3 separate regions of the Homo sapiens genome follow, and regions 1 and 2 are each linked to region 3. A link is a contact called in ENCODE Hi-C or POLR2A ChIA-PET data. All regions are on one chromosome and are shown on one strand. The core of a region is the stretch at or near the end of the contact, and the rest is flanking DNA. Distances in the headings are between cores, read along the strand shown.

Region 1 (4,833 bases), core at 66-2,565, 210 kb before region 3:
CAAACCCCAACATAAGGCATGGCAGAGAAGAGGCACCCTGCTGCTCCTCCACATTCCCAGTCACCTGTGAGGGCCTCCAGTGACCAGCATTCCAAGATCCTCTCCCCAGCCAGCAGCCACTACTGGCAGTGACTATGTGGAAGCTCCCAGTGCCCTTGGTGGGTATGAAACTGCTGGGGTCCATCTCTAACCTGGCCCAGTCTTTGCAGGGAAGGATGATAAATGGCCACTTGTCGCGCCCGTGCCCACACTTCATGAAAGTGTCCAGGGGATGGTCAGTCCACCTCAGATCGCCCTGGCAGTCAGGGCTGGCATTCCACACGTCTGGGGGGCAGCCTGAACTTTGAACACCCCACCCTCAGGGGTTACCTAGCTGACCCTGCAGCAGGGATCTAAGCCTGTGAGGATGGCAGCGAGTCCCTGAAGCCTGGTGACCTGAGCTCCGGAGCTCCGAGAGGATGGCTGGCTAGATATTTAGTTCTCTCTCCTATCTGTGGTAATGACTAGCAAAAGGGGGCTGGTCGGGTTCTTTCCAGGAAGGTAACATTGTCACACAGCATAGAGTAAAGGGACCCCACAACCTGCTGGGCAGTGCAGTAGCCCCAGGCCACACCTCTGTGAATGGAGCTTCCTGGTCTGGGACCCCAACTGGGGCGAGCGAGGGGTGAAGTGAGCAGTGCACAGCACATGGCATTCCCACATCCTGCACCCTCCCACCCACCCTTGCCTCACTCATGCCGGGCCCTGGGGGTGGGATGAACTGAGAGCCAGAAGTCCCACGTGAATGCAAAGCACTTCCACCCTGCTCACCTCCTACCACACCAAGTGCTGTGGTAAACACGCTCTCCCAGAGATGGGCCGAGCCACGGGCTGGGCATGGATTCTCACCATCATCTGCATTTAGAGGATACCAGGACACAGAGGGGCTGAGGGGCCCGGCTGCCACATGCACTCACATCCTCGGAGGCGTCACCCTGAGTTCCTCCTACTGGGACCCCAGAAACAAGTCATCCCCTAAGAAACCCCAGAGTCCCAGAGTGGTGCCTAGCTGCCTGGCCCTGTTCAGCTCTCACAGGTCCTGCCTACGATGGTGGAGGTGCTCCCTCCTTCCCTCCCTCCCTCCCTCCCTCCCTTTTTCCCCCGCCCTCCTTTCCTTCCTTATGGGCCAAGTGCATGTGCCTGCTCCACTGGGTGGAGCAGAGTGATCAGGACCCAAATTAAGGGACTCCTGGGGCCCTGCAGACATGACTCCTCCCGGCTCAGTGTTTGCCAAACTTAGACTATGATCCACTAAGGTTTGGACATAAGCTCAGTGGGCGGCGATTCCTAGAAAATAGGAGTGTATCACACGTAGGGTGAGTGTTTCATGAAAATGGCATAAGTTATACACATACATGAATAAATGTACATACATCTGTACATGCATGAATACAGCAACTATGAATGTATACTTTAATTTTCTGTAGAGATGGGGGATGAGTGTAGGGTGAATGTGTCTCGCATAAGGGTGAGTGTTTTTGTGAAATTGGTGCCAGTTTTAGATATCTGTACACGCCTGTGCATACACATGCATGTGGGGGTGCCGTGGAGATTGCATCATCTCCTGTGGGTCACAGCCAAAGACGTCTGAGCAACTCTCTTTTATTCTGTTTACTTCAAGAGAAAGAAAAAGTAACAAGCCAAAAGCCCCTGGGCTTCTCAGGAAACAGGCTGAGGGACACTTTCAGCACAGGATCGGAAGGTCTGGGGGTGGAGACACATCCTTTGCCCGCCACAGACACTGGAGGGCGTGTCGACATTGCCTGCAGATGTCCAGGAAAGAGCTTGGACCCTAGGGGGCGGAAAACCGTGGGTCTGTGACCTTGACAAGCTCTCCAGCCTCCCGGATCACCTTCCTTGTCTTCCTTGTCTTCTTTGTCACCTGTAAAAGATCGAGAGCCTCTTGAGGCCGTTTTGAGATTAAACACACCACCTGCGAAGGGTCCTAAGCATGACCCTAGCGAGACCCTTCTCCTAGTCATTCTCACAACCAAAGGTTTTCAGCTTGAAGAGAAAGCCCGAGCTGTCCCCAGTGTCCCTTACTGTGACAAAGGCCCCTCGGAACAGCCCCGCCCCCACAGCCTACAACACATTGAAAGGACAAAACATAGACAAAACTTAAAAGAAGTAAAAACACACACGTTGCACCCGCCCCGTCCCTTAGCGTGCATAAGATATACACAGGAAGGAAGTGGCCAGGGTGATTCAAGGAGGCTGAGCTGCGACGGCTCAAGGAAAGGAATATTTCTGACAAGTCCGCCTTGACTGTGGTTTTGAACATGATTTCAGCCCTAGTTTTGGCCAGTCCCCCGGCCCCCGCCAGCACTTGTGTCTGCAGTCTAGACACAGCAGCAAAGGGGGACACCCATGCAGGAAGGCGCCCAGTGGGCTGCCCCATGGCCTTGGGGTTGGAACCAGGGCAGGATGAGCAAAAGCTGCTGCGCGCCGGCATTGACGGGGGGCTGTGGCTGGGGCAGGGAGGCGTGGGCTGCTGCCCAATCCACAGGGCTGAGGATGAAGGGGAGCTCCAAGAAGCCTGCTTCCCAGTATTTTCCCAGCTACTGACTCACAAACAAACCTGTTTTTGATTTCTGCTCTTAACCCGCTTCAGGCCCTAGCAGGTCCAGCCCCGTGGAACCAGGGAGCTCCAGACACGTCATTCTCAAACTCAAAAGTCCCTTCCACGCCCCTGAGATAGCAAAGACCCAGTTCCAAGCCTCTCCCACCTCCATCCACAGCCTCTCCTGCTTTCCAAGCCTTTCCACACCCCAACTCTGGCTCAACTGGGGGCAAGCACCTGATTCGAACCTCCCTTGGGGGGTACTGTTGGTTCCCGGCCCTTCTTCCCAGTCCTCTATAAAAGGCCTGCCCATCCCCAGAGCCAGCTCAATGCCACCTCCTCTGTGCACCTTCCTGGCTCTCCAACTGGCAAGTCTCTCTCCTGCTGCCACTGATCCTGCATTTTACTGTGTGGGCAGCTGTATGTCCAGCTGTGTGCAGCTGTGTGAACCTGAGCAAGTCACTTACCTCTCTGAGCCTCATTTCCCCATCCGTAGAATGGGGATATTGAGAGTTGTCTGCTGAGATGAAGTAACGGACGCGAAGCAACGAGCCTGGCACACAGTCTTGGCACCAGCATTGTACCACCAGTGGCAATGATGGCAGGCCTCTTACCCTCCACTAGGTGGGAATCTCTCTGGGGTAGGACTTGGCTGTTCTCTCTCCATCTTCTCTTAGTTCTAAAAAGATTTCCTACATCTGGCAGGTGCTCAAAAAAGAAATGTGAGGGGTGGTGTCTCCTGGTGGTCTGGGGCCAGAAGATTCTTCACATGGCGAGGGCAGATAAGACCCTGAGCTAGGCAAACCACACCTTTTGCAGGAGGGGCAAGAGCGGCTGTGGGGCAGCTGTGGCCTCGGCTGCCAGGGACTGGCGTGGGACTGATGTCCCTTGCATGGAGCCTGAGTGGCCAGTCAGTGTCAGCCCACACAGGGGCACCACTGCTTCCAGACCAAGGGCTCAGGGAGACCTCACAGGGCTGGGCTCTCAGGGCAGAGGTATCTTTGAGATGACATTCCCTGGGGCCCACAAAGGTGCCATAGTCTGAGCCCACAGGCTGGACGGGCATCCTAGCCCATAGCCTTCAGTAGAACGGGAGGTGGGAAACAGGTGAGTTCTTCAACAGTCCTGGCTCACTGCCCTGATCGCATGTACAGGGTGCAGAGCACACAGGGACTGGGGAAGGGGGGGACCCTGGTGGAAGAGAGTGGACTCCCTGAGAGAAGGGAACACAGCTGACAGCCCAGGGAGACCAAGGTGGCTAGGGTTTTTAGGACAGAGGACCTAAACAGAGAGAGCTGGCAAAACACAGCCCTGGACATCTGCAAAGGGACTCCTCGGTTATTCACCTCATGTGTGTGGAGAAACTGCCTGGGGCCAGGGAAAAGCCACCGCATGGAAGTAAAGAACAGCAGCTGGAGCTCCCAGGGGGCTCCCACCAGCCAGAACGCATAACTCCTGATTCACTGGCCATTGGGCACAGTACTCAGTGGGTAGCCTAAACTCAGCCCTGGACTAAGCACTGCTCCACGCCCACCTAACAAATCATAAAAGCAAGACCCAACAAGATCAAACAGTTTCTCAGTAGCTTCATTGTATCTCAGAAAAAAAGCTCAAGATTATTTATGTGTTTATTTTTCTGCTTTGTTTTGAGGCAGAGTCTCGCTCTGTCGCCCAGGCTGGAGTGCAGTGGGCGCTGGAATCAGGCATGTGCCACCATTCCAGCTAATTTTTGTATTTTTAGTAGAGATGGGGTTTCACCATGTTGGCCAGGCTGGTCTTGAACTCCTGGCCTCAAGTTATCCGCCTGCCTCGGCCTCCCAAAGTGTTGGGATTACAGGCATGAGCTACCGCACCCAGCCTAAGATTATTTATAATAATACAAAAATATCCAGCATCCAGCATGGTAAAATTCACAATATCCAGCTTCAAATGGAAATGACCAGGCCAGGTGCAGTGGCTCATGCCTGTAATGCCAGCACTTTGGGAAGTTAAGGCAAGAGGATCGCTTGAGTCCAGGAGTTCAAGACTAGCCTGGGCAACAAAGCAAGGCCCCATCTCTACAAAAAAAATTAAAAGTTAGCTGGGTGTGGTGGTGCATGCCTATAGTCCCAGCTACTCAGGAAGCTGAGGCAGGGGGATATCTTGAGCCCAGGAGACTGAGGCTCCAGTGAGCGGTGATCACACCACTGCACTCCAGCCTGGGCAACGGAGTAAGACCTTATTTTAAAAAAAAA
Region 2 (4,624 bases), core at 1,613-4,112, 240 kb before region 3:
TGCTTTGTTCCATTAAACGTGCGTTTGGCCTAATGAAGTCAGTGAATGTTCCTCTTTTTTCTTTTTTGGTTTCTTTGACTGATTTTTGGATGATATATGTTGCTTTATTTCTCCCATTTTCTTTGATTACTGTGGACAAAGGAAAACACTGAGGCAAAAGTAGGTCGTCAATCACATTACTTTGACCCAGTTGTGCAGAACCCCTTTCTACCTGCAGGTGTTAATTCCAATTCAATGCAAATATCCTTTTCAATCCGGTCCATTCTTGGAGAAGAAACCCATTGTAAGAGCTGTCTTCTGTGGTTGGGATATTACTTTGTAAAGTATTAAAGCACTAAACCAGTTTTTGCAATATGTAGTAAATCTTGCTTTCATTTTGGAAAACTTCCAGTAATGACTACTGCACTTTTTATAGAAGAATTGTATTTAATTTCTTTCTTTTATGAAAGATTATTTCAAGTAAAAATAGCTCTGTAATCTGTGTGACATGGCTTCTCCATTACCTGACACAGAGAGAAGCTTTGATGCCTACTCAATAAAATTAACATGTTTGTAAAGTATTGGTTGGTCCAATTATTTGCCCACTGACTCCTGTGTTCTTGGTAAAATGCCATCTAAGAAAAGCTTTATTGCCAAGAGGAAGAGGACTATATCAGACATCCATCCATACCAGTTTTGTTTTGTTTAAGTGTTTTCCCAGCCAGATGAGATGTAAACCCAGTTGTCACCATTTCATTCTCTTTTTTTTTTTTTTTTTTTTTTTTTTTGTTTGAGACGGAGTCTAGCTCTCTGTCACCCAGGCAGTGGCGTGATCTTGGCTCAGTGCAACCTCTGCCTCCCAGGTTCAAGTGATATTCTCCTGCCTCAGCCTCCTGAGTAGCTGGGATTACAAGTGCGCACCATCATGCCCAGCTAATCTTTTTTTTTTTTTTTTGTATTTTTAGTAGAGACAGGTTTTCACTACTCTGTTGTTGGCCAGGCTGGTCTCAAACTCCTGACCTCAAGTGATCCACCTGCCTCAGCCTCCCAAAATGCTGGGATTACAGGCGCGAGCCAGCACGCCTGGCCAAGTTTCATTCATATAAGAGGAAAATAGTTTCTCTCCTTTCTAAAATGACCATGACACATTCTATCTGGATGAAAGCTGTATTTAGTCTGTTTTCACACTCCGGATAAGGACATACCTGAGACTGGGTAATTTCTAAAAAAAAAAGAGGTTTAATGGACTCACAGTTCCACGTGTTTGGGGAGGCCTCCCAATCATGGCAGAATGCAAAAGGCAAGTCTTACGTGGCAACAAGCAAGAGAGAATGACAGCCAAGTGAAAGGGGAAACCCCTTATAAAACCATCAGATCTCATGAGACTTACTACCACGAGAACAGTATGGGGGAAACCGCCTCCATGATTCAATTATCTCCCACCAGGTCCCTCCCACAACACATGGGAATTATGGGAGCTACAATTCAAGATGAGATTTGGGTGGGGGCGCAGCCAAACCATATCAAAAGCTGAATAGGGTTGTCCTTAACATGTCTTCACCAGAGGTTGCAACCATAAGCAAGAGAATGGCAGCTGGGAGCATAGAGGAGGAGGAGGAGGATTTTGCCGTGAATTTTTATCTGTGAGTGCTCTTCTATGGAGGAGAGGCGCTGCCTCTGTAAAAGAAAGAAGCCCCCTCAGGAAGCTGTGGGTGGGGTCCAGGCCACAGGCCTATCTAAAGAAGGTGTGATGCACCCAGGACTCAGTCCCAACCCACTGTGTGCCATGCACTGGGACAGTGATGGAGGAGGTAATGACAGGGTCTCACGCACTGAATAGGCATCATTGGGGGGTGGCACATTCTGTGCCTAGTGGAATTCAATCCATGCAGCAACCGTGTGAGATAGCAAAATCTCTGTGTTGTAGAGAAGAAAAGTAAGGTTTGGCGAGGTAAGTCGTAAAGCCAGGATTCCAGCTCAGGTGTGTCTGACATGAGGGTCTGTGCTCCCAGCATCAGAGTACATTGTCATCCTGAGGAATGGGCAAGGCCCCTGCCCAGGAGGAGCTCAGAGTCTGGGGGATGGTGACACCCAAGTCCATCTGGCTCCAGGTGGGGGGTGAGTTAGCACAGATGGGAGAAGGACAGGAAAGATACCTGGCAGGGCTGTGGGATTTGCTGGAGCCATGGCCACTACATACCCATGGAATCCTGTTAAGGCCAATGGGACCATCCGTTTCTGGCTCTAATGTTTTTCTACACGAGGAAACAGGAAACTGTTCTTAGTTTGTTCAGGACAAGCAGAGAATCCCGTATGAAAGACAAAATACTGCATTTGAAGCTTTGAAATGTGCTTAGAAGACTATATAGGATGGTGGTAGGAACCCTGGATTGGGCTGGCCCCAGAATTGACCTTGAGGAAGGCATCTCACCCCTCCAGCCCCAGGTTTCTGTTCTGTAAAAAGCGACTCAAGGCTCTTGAAGTTTCCCCACCAAATCAAAAAATCTGTGTATTATTTAGAAAAACAGAAGTCACCTCAGTTATTTTGACAGAGAATTTAGTATAGGAAACTAGTCAAGCAGGTATTGGAAGCCTAAAAAACACAAAAAGGAGACATACACGTCCCACGGAGAGAACATACAGGAAGCAGCTTCCTCACAGGGTCAGGGGCAAAGCAAAGAGAGCATGTTGTTAAAATCCACAGGCAGATAGGGCAGGGCTCCACCGCGTTGAGGTCAGACCTTTGAAAAGGGAGCTCTTCCCAGCTGGTGCCTGTGCCTCAGGAAGCCAGAGGGGGAGGCTCGCAGTGCTAGGCTCAGATCACCAGGGAGGGGTTGCCGGTGTCTCAGTAGAGGCTGTGATTTGGCCACTTCTTTCCTGTGGGGGGAAGAATGAAATTGAAACAAACTGCAGCTAGCAAGTGAAGAGCTGTTGCTAAGACAACATTGAGAGAAACTGGAAGCAAAAGGAATGAGCAAGTCCTTATGTGTCTTGACCCACCTACACACATGCATATATATGCATGTATGCATGTATGAACGTACATGTATGTGTGTATACACGCACACTGAGCAAGAAGAAAGATAGGCAAATATGCCTCCCTACTGCAGGCCCCCCTGGAACTGAAGCTGGCCACAGAGCACTGTTGGTGTTTGAAACTACCTTCTTCCATAACCATTCCATGTTGGCTTTGCTCTCAGGCAGACCTCAGGTTGTTGGGATTCTTTACCTGAAGGACAATCCAAACTTTCATTCCTGTAGATGCTGAGTCCTCACAAGCCCTTTTTTTCAATGCCATCATTTACCATTAACTTATTTTTGGATGTGGACAAAATTAAAGGCACCCCAAAGAGTCCCCTAGATTTCAGACATCATTTATTGGCCCCCATTATGTAGCAACAACTCATTCAGTCACCCAGCCAATAGAGTAACGACTTTCTTTGCATTGATTCACCTAGCTCAGAAGCCCAAAATGGCCAAGTCTCAGCTCCAGGTTCAGCGAAATCACTGTGCTGCCTTTTGGGAAGCTCCCTGGGGAAGTAAGAACTACAAAACAGAAAAGCGCTAAGGTGTGGAGCAGGGGAGGTATAGATTCTTGGTTACGAGGTATGGGGCAGGGGCAGGTACAGATTCTTGGTTACAAGGCTTCATAGTGACAAGAGCTCCTCATATGCCCACCTCTTGTTTCCCAGACCATGTGTTCCGGCCATGGGATCATCATATGGCAGACCATATGGCAGTTGCTGATTCAAATCCCAAACTCCATCTGTAAGGTAGAACTCCGACCTTTCAGGGAGCTGTCTCCCTGCTGGCATACTAACTGAGTCTTCACTAGGCAGGACCACAGCACTATCAAGCCAGCTGCTTCTGGGTCAGTGGGATGTGGAGTAAGTGAAATCCTTGTGCATGATCTCATTGCTTTAAAATTGAAATTCTTCATCAGAAGTAACACTGTGTAGAATACCACAGCGATGAATAAGGCACTCTTTAAGTCCACGATAGTGGCTTTTGGCAGCAGCATTGCAGACAGGGAAAGCAAATCTGAATCCAGGGCACACCTATTCCAGTGAGGGAAAATTATTTTCCTTTATGAAGGGGTCCAGCTGGCCAACAGGAATCTGGCTGGCCCTCCCCAGGAATGCACCACAGGGGAGGCTGTCAGAAGATCACTCCAACAAAGCAGTGGTGGCCTCCAGGCTGGCCTTGGCAAGAGGAAATTCATGTCGTGTTCATTCACAGCCTCCATCCCTGTAATCATGGTCCTGGGCGCATTGAATAAACATCAGGATGGCTGGTGGGAGGGTCAGCTAGCATCACAGAGCATGCTTTCTTGTCCACCTGAGTCTCAAGAGCCTCCTCTGCACAGGGAGCTCCTGGTGAGCATAAACATGCCACCCAAATATTTCCAGTCTCTCTACACCTTCTGAGCGATCCATCCACATACATCCTACTCCACCTTCCCGTACATACATCTGTTACCATGCTTCCTTGTCACCAACCTTGGAATCCTGTTCTTTCCAAGTTCCTGAGCATCTAGTCAAATTGTTTTCACCTGCCCATGAATCAGTGTAAATCATGGTTTTTCAATAGTGGCACTATTGAAATTTGGGGACAGATCATTCTTTTCTGTAGGGAACAGTCCTGT
Region 3 (4,902 bases), core at 2,403-4,902:
GTTCTGGGGCCATTTGTTATGCAGCAATAGAAAACTAATACACCACCCACCCACATCTCTGCCTCCTGGCTCTGCTGAATTGGGGCTGGGGCTCAGCCTCCCCCTAAGCTGCCTCCAGCAGTCAAGCCCCTTCTCTGCCTCCCACCTCTCTGGTTCCCACTTCCTCCCTCCCTTGCAGACCACCCTTCTGCCCCTTCCTCAGCAAGGGCCACTGACAGGGGCCAGCACAGACCCCAGCGGAGGAAAGGGAAGGGCCACGAGAACCAGGATCTCACCTGGTCCTTGAACTCGGGGGACTCATGGCTCTGTCTCCTGGCATGAGATGGAACCTCGACCTTGCTCCCACCACATTGACTCAGCCTTGTTTCCTGAGAGGCAGAGGCCCTCACCCAGCCTCCTTTCCCCTCCATCCTTCCAATCCCACCACAAAGGAGCCATGCTATCCCTTGCTTTCTCCAAGCTGCCTAGAGACCATCACTCTCCTAGTCCCACCACAGTCTCTCCCATGCACCTCAGCACTGGGGGCTGGATTCTTCTGCGGGCCATTTCCCACCAACAAATGCAACTGCCACAGCTTGGCAGGAGTTCCTGCAGAAGAGAGAAAAGCCCCGCTGGCTTCTCACACCCAGGATGTCTGCCTCTAGTTGCCCACTGGATGGAAACGTCTTCCATTTCTTAAAGACTCAAACTCCCCAGAGTCTCCTGGTCCCCCTGATGCTGACTGCCCTCAGTCCTGCACCCGCATCCCATTCTCCAAAGAGCTCACAATGGCAGCCAGCAACTGGCAGGGCTGCCTCTTCCTTTCCTCATTAATTTTGTATTTTTAGAAAAGTGATGCACACATGTAGTATACAGTCCAAACAATTATGCAGCATTCTCTCCCTGGCGCTCTCATTCCAGAGTCCAGAGGCCACCACTTTTCTTCTTTAAATCTGCTTCTGAAAACATAAGGAAATATGGCTATTTTTATTTATTATATCTTGACATTATTTGCTGACTTTCTACCACAATAGTGGTGATTCGACACTTGCTTTCCACTGTATTCCCACTTTCCTCCCCCACCCATCATCCCAATATATCTTTAGATCATAATTTTGGGTTAATAATCAGTGTTTACATTACTAGGACTATCAAATTGTGTTAATTGCAGAGCCCAATAGTGTGCAATGAACTTGTTCCTTTCTCATTATCCACTCCTGCCGCCTGCCCCAGAGGAAAATGCTTCCTTCTATCATTCACTTAGTTGTCAATGTCCTTAAGGCTAACTCTCCCCCAAATACTTCCATATTTCTGCCAAACACCTATCAACAACTGCTTCAAACTCTAACACATCCCATAGGCTGGCAGTTCCGCCTTCCCTGGAGGCCTTCTTCCCAGGGCCCTCTGACTTCCTGTTCTGTTGCTACAAACTGCCACCTTGGGGTCTCTCTTGGTCTCCCCGTTGGGCTAGGTCCTGCTTCCTGCACCCCAGGTCCTCCTGTCTCTTGGTTTACTTGATTGTTTGGGTGGGACGCATCCTCCACTATCTCCTGAGGAAGGATACACAGAAGGCAAAGGTTTTAAAGATGTTGTATGCCTAGAAATGCAGTTATACTATTTTATACTTGAAAAATAATTTGGAAAGATATAGAAATTTAGGTGGAAAATGATTTTCCATCAAAGTTTCAAAGGCATTATTCTATTGTCACCTGTCTTCCAGTGCTGCCATCGTGAAGTCTAATGACATTTCATCCTTAAATCTTTGTGTGTATTGTTCTTCTCCCCTGCAACCTCCAGCTTGCGAGGCTTTCTCTTCATCCTGAATGCTTTCAGATTGTATGGTGACATGCCTTGGTGTAGAATTCTAAAATGGTGGTCCTTAACAGGCTCTTTCCGTTCAGAGGCTCCCATCCTTCACTTGGTAATTTTCTTGTATTATTTATTTGAAAATGTCTCCCCCTTGTATCTGGTCTCACCTTTTGTAACTCTAATTAGTGGAACCCCAAATCATCTGATTGACATGCTAGTTGTCTTTGGTGTCTTATTGTCAATCTTTTTGTCTTTTTTCTAGCAATTTTCTTGACTCCACCTTCTATCTTATTTATTAAATGTCCTCTTTCTTGTGCTTTGATGATCCCTTTCTCCTAGAATGCCAATCTTTTTTTTGTGTGTGTGTGTCTGTGGTCTTGCTCTGTTGCCCAGTTTGGAGTGCAGTGGCGTGATCTCAGCTCACTGCAACCTCCACCTCCTGGGTTCAAGTGATTCTCCTGTCTCAGCCTCCCGAGTAGCTGGACTACAGGCATGCGCCACCATGCCCAGCTAATTTTTGTATTTTAAGTAGAGACAGGGTTTCACCATGTTGGCCAGGCTGGTCTCGAACTCCTGACCTCTGGTGATCTGCCCGCCTCAGCCTCCCAAAGTGTTGGGATTACAGGTGTGAGCCACCACACCCAGCCTAGAATGCCATTCTTGTTTCCTGGATGCAATCTCCTCTATCAGCTCCCAAGAATGTGACTGACAGGGGCTTCATGTTGAGCTTTGCTCTGCCCCTTCCCTCTGCTTCCTCTGAGTGCCTCTTCCCTATGTGTTGCTGGTTGTGCTCCATGTTGGCTGCTTCACTCCTGTGTTCAGTGACCGTGGGCAGTTGGTTCATCTCCAAGGGCACAGCCCTGAAGAGCTCACTGAAGACTTCTTGCTGGCAGGGGATGGTTATAGACTGGTGGCTATAGCAGATTCTTTGTTGGGCAACCCTTACCTGCAAACATGTTTAGGTCTCCTCTCTAGGAACATATGTCCTGCCTGGTACTTGTAGGTCATGCTGCCAACTTCCTGGGAGTAGAGTCGGGAGGGGGTCTTGGGGATCTCCTCAGTGTAGGTGAAGTCTTTCTTCTTATACCTCGACCCCTTTTTAGTCCAGAACCCCACCCCTGCCTTCTGCTGTCCTTCAGCCCCTGAGCCTAGAGCCTCCTTTCTACAATTTCCCCAAAGAACAAACTTCCAGGCTTGTCTGAGGCATGCTGTGGAAGGAACCTGGGATCTCAATGGCTTCCCAGACAGAGTGCTGATCAAGCCCCCTGGTTTGGCCTCCACTGCCCCTGCCCCATGGCCTCTGTAGTGCCAGCTGTCTCCACTTGCCCAGGCTTCTGGGTGGGACCAAATGAATGGCCTTGATTATTAGCAGCATCGTCCCTCCTTGCCTTCACCTGTCCTTGGGTCCTAGCTTTGTCCCATCTGTTCCCCTCACTCACATCTCAGTCTACCTATCAAGAAAATGGGGATAACAGTGGTTCCCATCTCCTGGGATTGCTGTGAAGAAGAAATGAGCTCAGGGTGGTGTCATCATCACCAAGATGGAAATAACCTGGGCAGCCCCTCGGGCAAGCTCTGTCCCCAGTGTGTGTTCTGTTCTGCTCACACAGACCCAGAAAGAGGAGCCAGCCAGGTGACAGTATGAAACACACATGTTGAGTGTGCAGAGCCGGGAACTCTGTTCCTTGCACGTGCTCCAGGCCCTGCCAATGGTGCATGACCAGTCACCAGCCAAGCATGGCGCTGAGAACGTATGTGGCCTCCCTGAGGCTTTGCTCAGTCCCCTCCCTCCACACCCACAGAAAGAGGTGTGCACACATGCAAAATAGCAATAATAATAGTATGAGATGGCAGCTGAGACCTGTGCAGCTGATGACAGTTTGAAAGAAGGATGAGCAGGCTCTCTGCCATCTGCCCACCAACTTTTCAAGTTACTTTTACCCACCTTCAAAATTACATCTGCTTTTAGCAAGAATTACTGATGTGATAAAGATGGGAGTGTTCACCATGCAAGGGCAGGTAAGTTGCTCTGTGCCACTGGGGGTTTAACCCTTAAAAGGAGAGGGGTCTCCCTTCAGCTGCTGCAGGATCCTGGTAGAAGGGGGCACAGATGACATGAAAACCCAGGGAGCCATGCCTGCTGCTGGGATCCGGGCTCACCCACCTCGTGCCCCTACCCAAAACTGTCGGGACACGAAGCCTTGCCGGGAGCCTCGAATGCCCAGGGGCTTGGCCAGGCCACAGACTGTGCGGGGAATGTGTGCACACTGCCCACTTTATCCCATGGCTGTGCCCGCCATAGGTTATGCAGCAGCAGTGGGCACGCGCAATTCAGTTGAATTCAGGGAAGCCAGCAAGTGCTAGGGAATTTCGATGGATGACCTAAGCATGGTCAGGTGTCTATTTAGAAAAATATACACGGCCAGGCGCGGTGGCTCATGCCTGTAATCCCAGCACTTTGGGAGGCCGAGGTGGGTGGATCACAAGGTCAAGAGATCTAGACCATCCTGGGCAACATGGTGAAACCCCGTCTCTACTAAAAATACAAAAATTAGCTGGGTTTGGTGGCGCACGTGTGTAATCCCAGCTACTCATGAGGCTGAGAAAGGAGAATCGCTTGAACCCGGGAGGCAGAGGTTGCAGTGAGCTGAGATGGCACCACTGCACTCCAGCCTAGTGACAGAGCGAGACTCCGTCTCAAAAAAAAAAAAAAGAAAAGAAAAATATACACTTAGGAGGGCGAGGCAGGCAGATCACTTGAGGTCAGGAGTTCGAGACCAGCCTGGCCAACATGGTGAAACCCTGCCTGTCTCTACTAAATATACAAAAATTAGCTGGGTGTGGTGGCGCACACCTGTAGTTCCAGCTACTCAGGAGGCTGAGGCAGGAGAATCGCTTGAACCCGGGAGACGGAGGGTCCAGTGAGCAAAGATTGCACCGCTGCACTCCAGCCTGGGCAACAGAGCAAGACTCTGTATCCAAAAAAACAAAAACAAAAACAAAACAAAAAAACAAAAAAGCAAAACAAAAAAAAAAAACCACTTAATGTACATGATGTGGTAGAAGAAAAGCACTTATTAGTGAGAATTGCCGCCTCCTCCTAAGAAGAGTGTC

Evidence for each region. A loop is a pair of places that touch in the nucleus more often than their neighbours do. ChIA-PET counts read pairs that join two places held with the same protein, here RNA polymerase II (POLR2A). Pooled maps may share reads with other maps.
Region 1: a map of GM12878 shows a loop between it and region 3 (3-fold over the local background). The contact joins the enhancer-like site here to the promoter of LINC03034 in region 3. A Hi-C loop is called at or near these places in 53 of 168 maps with a recorded cell type or tissue (B cell, CD14-positive monocyte, CD4-positive, alpha-beta memory T cell and 35 more), 37 of 37 single-sample maps with no recorded cell type and 41 of 50 pooled maps. POLR2A ChIA-PET finds 5 or more read pairs at or near these places in 20 of 52 experiments (A549, B cell, CD4-positive, alpha-beta T cell and 16 more).
Region 2: a pooled map shows a loop between it and region 3 (5-fold over the local background). The contact joins the enhancer-like site here to the promoter of LINC03034 in region 3. A Hi-C loop is called at or near these places in 52 of 168 maps with a recorded cell type or tissue (B cell, CD14-positive monocyte, CD4-positive, alpha-beta T cell and 40 more), 37 of 37 single-sample maps with no recorded cell type and 37 of 50 pooled maps. POLR2A ChIA-PET finds 5 or more read pairs at or near these places in 12 of 52 experiments (B cell, CD4-positive, alpha-beta T cell, CD4-positive, alpha-beta memory T cell and 9 more).

The regions. Positions count from the first base shown.
Region 1 is chr15:31,432,458-31,437,290 of GRCh38, reverse strand. It overlaps a transcript of KLF13 not described here. Among named protein-coding and RNA genes, the nearest start is that of KLF13, 110 kb to the right of the region's middle. RefSeq lists an enhancer at 1,924-2,443. Within about 2 kb of position 1,315, at least 34 of the 41 ENCODE cell types and tissues checked have a DNase peak (open chromatin) inside an H3K27ac peak, as active enhancers do; they include B cell, CD14-positive monocyte, CD4-positive, alpha-beta T cell and 17 more, where a contact is called at or near this core.
Region 2 is chr15:31,471,334-31,475,957 of GRCh38, reverse strand. It overlaps OTUD7A (OTU deubiquitinase 7A), which reads left to right. Exons shown (of 13, transcript NM_001382637.1): 13 at 1-560. Among named protein-coding and RNA genes, the nearest start is that of KLF13, 150 kb to the right of the region's middle. Within about 2 kb of position 2,862, at least 16 of the 41 ENCODE cell types and tissues checked have a DNase peak (open chromatin) inside an H3K27ac peak, as active enhancers do; they include B cell, CD14-positive monocyte, CD4-positive, alpha-beta T cell and 7 more, where a contact is called at or near this core.
Region 3 is chr15:31,229,612-31,234,513 of GRCh38, reverse strand. It overlaps LINC03034 (long intergenic non-protein coding RNA 3034), which reads left to right and starts at 3,652. Exons shown (of 4, transcript NR_171016.1): 1 at 3,652-3,807.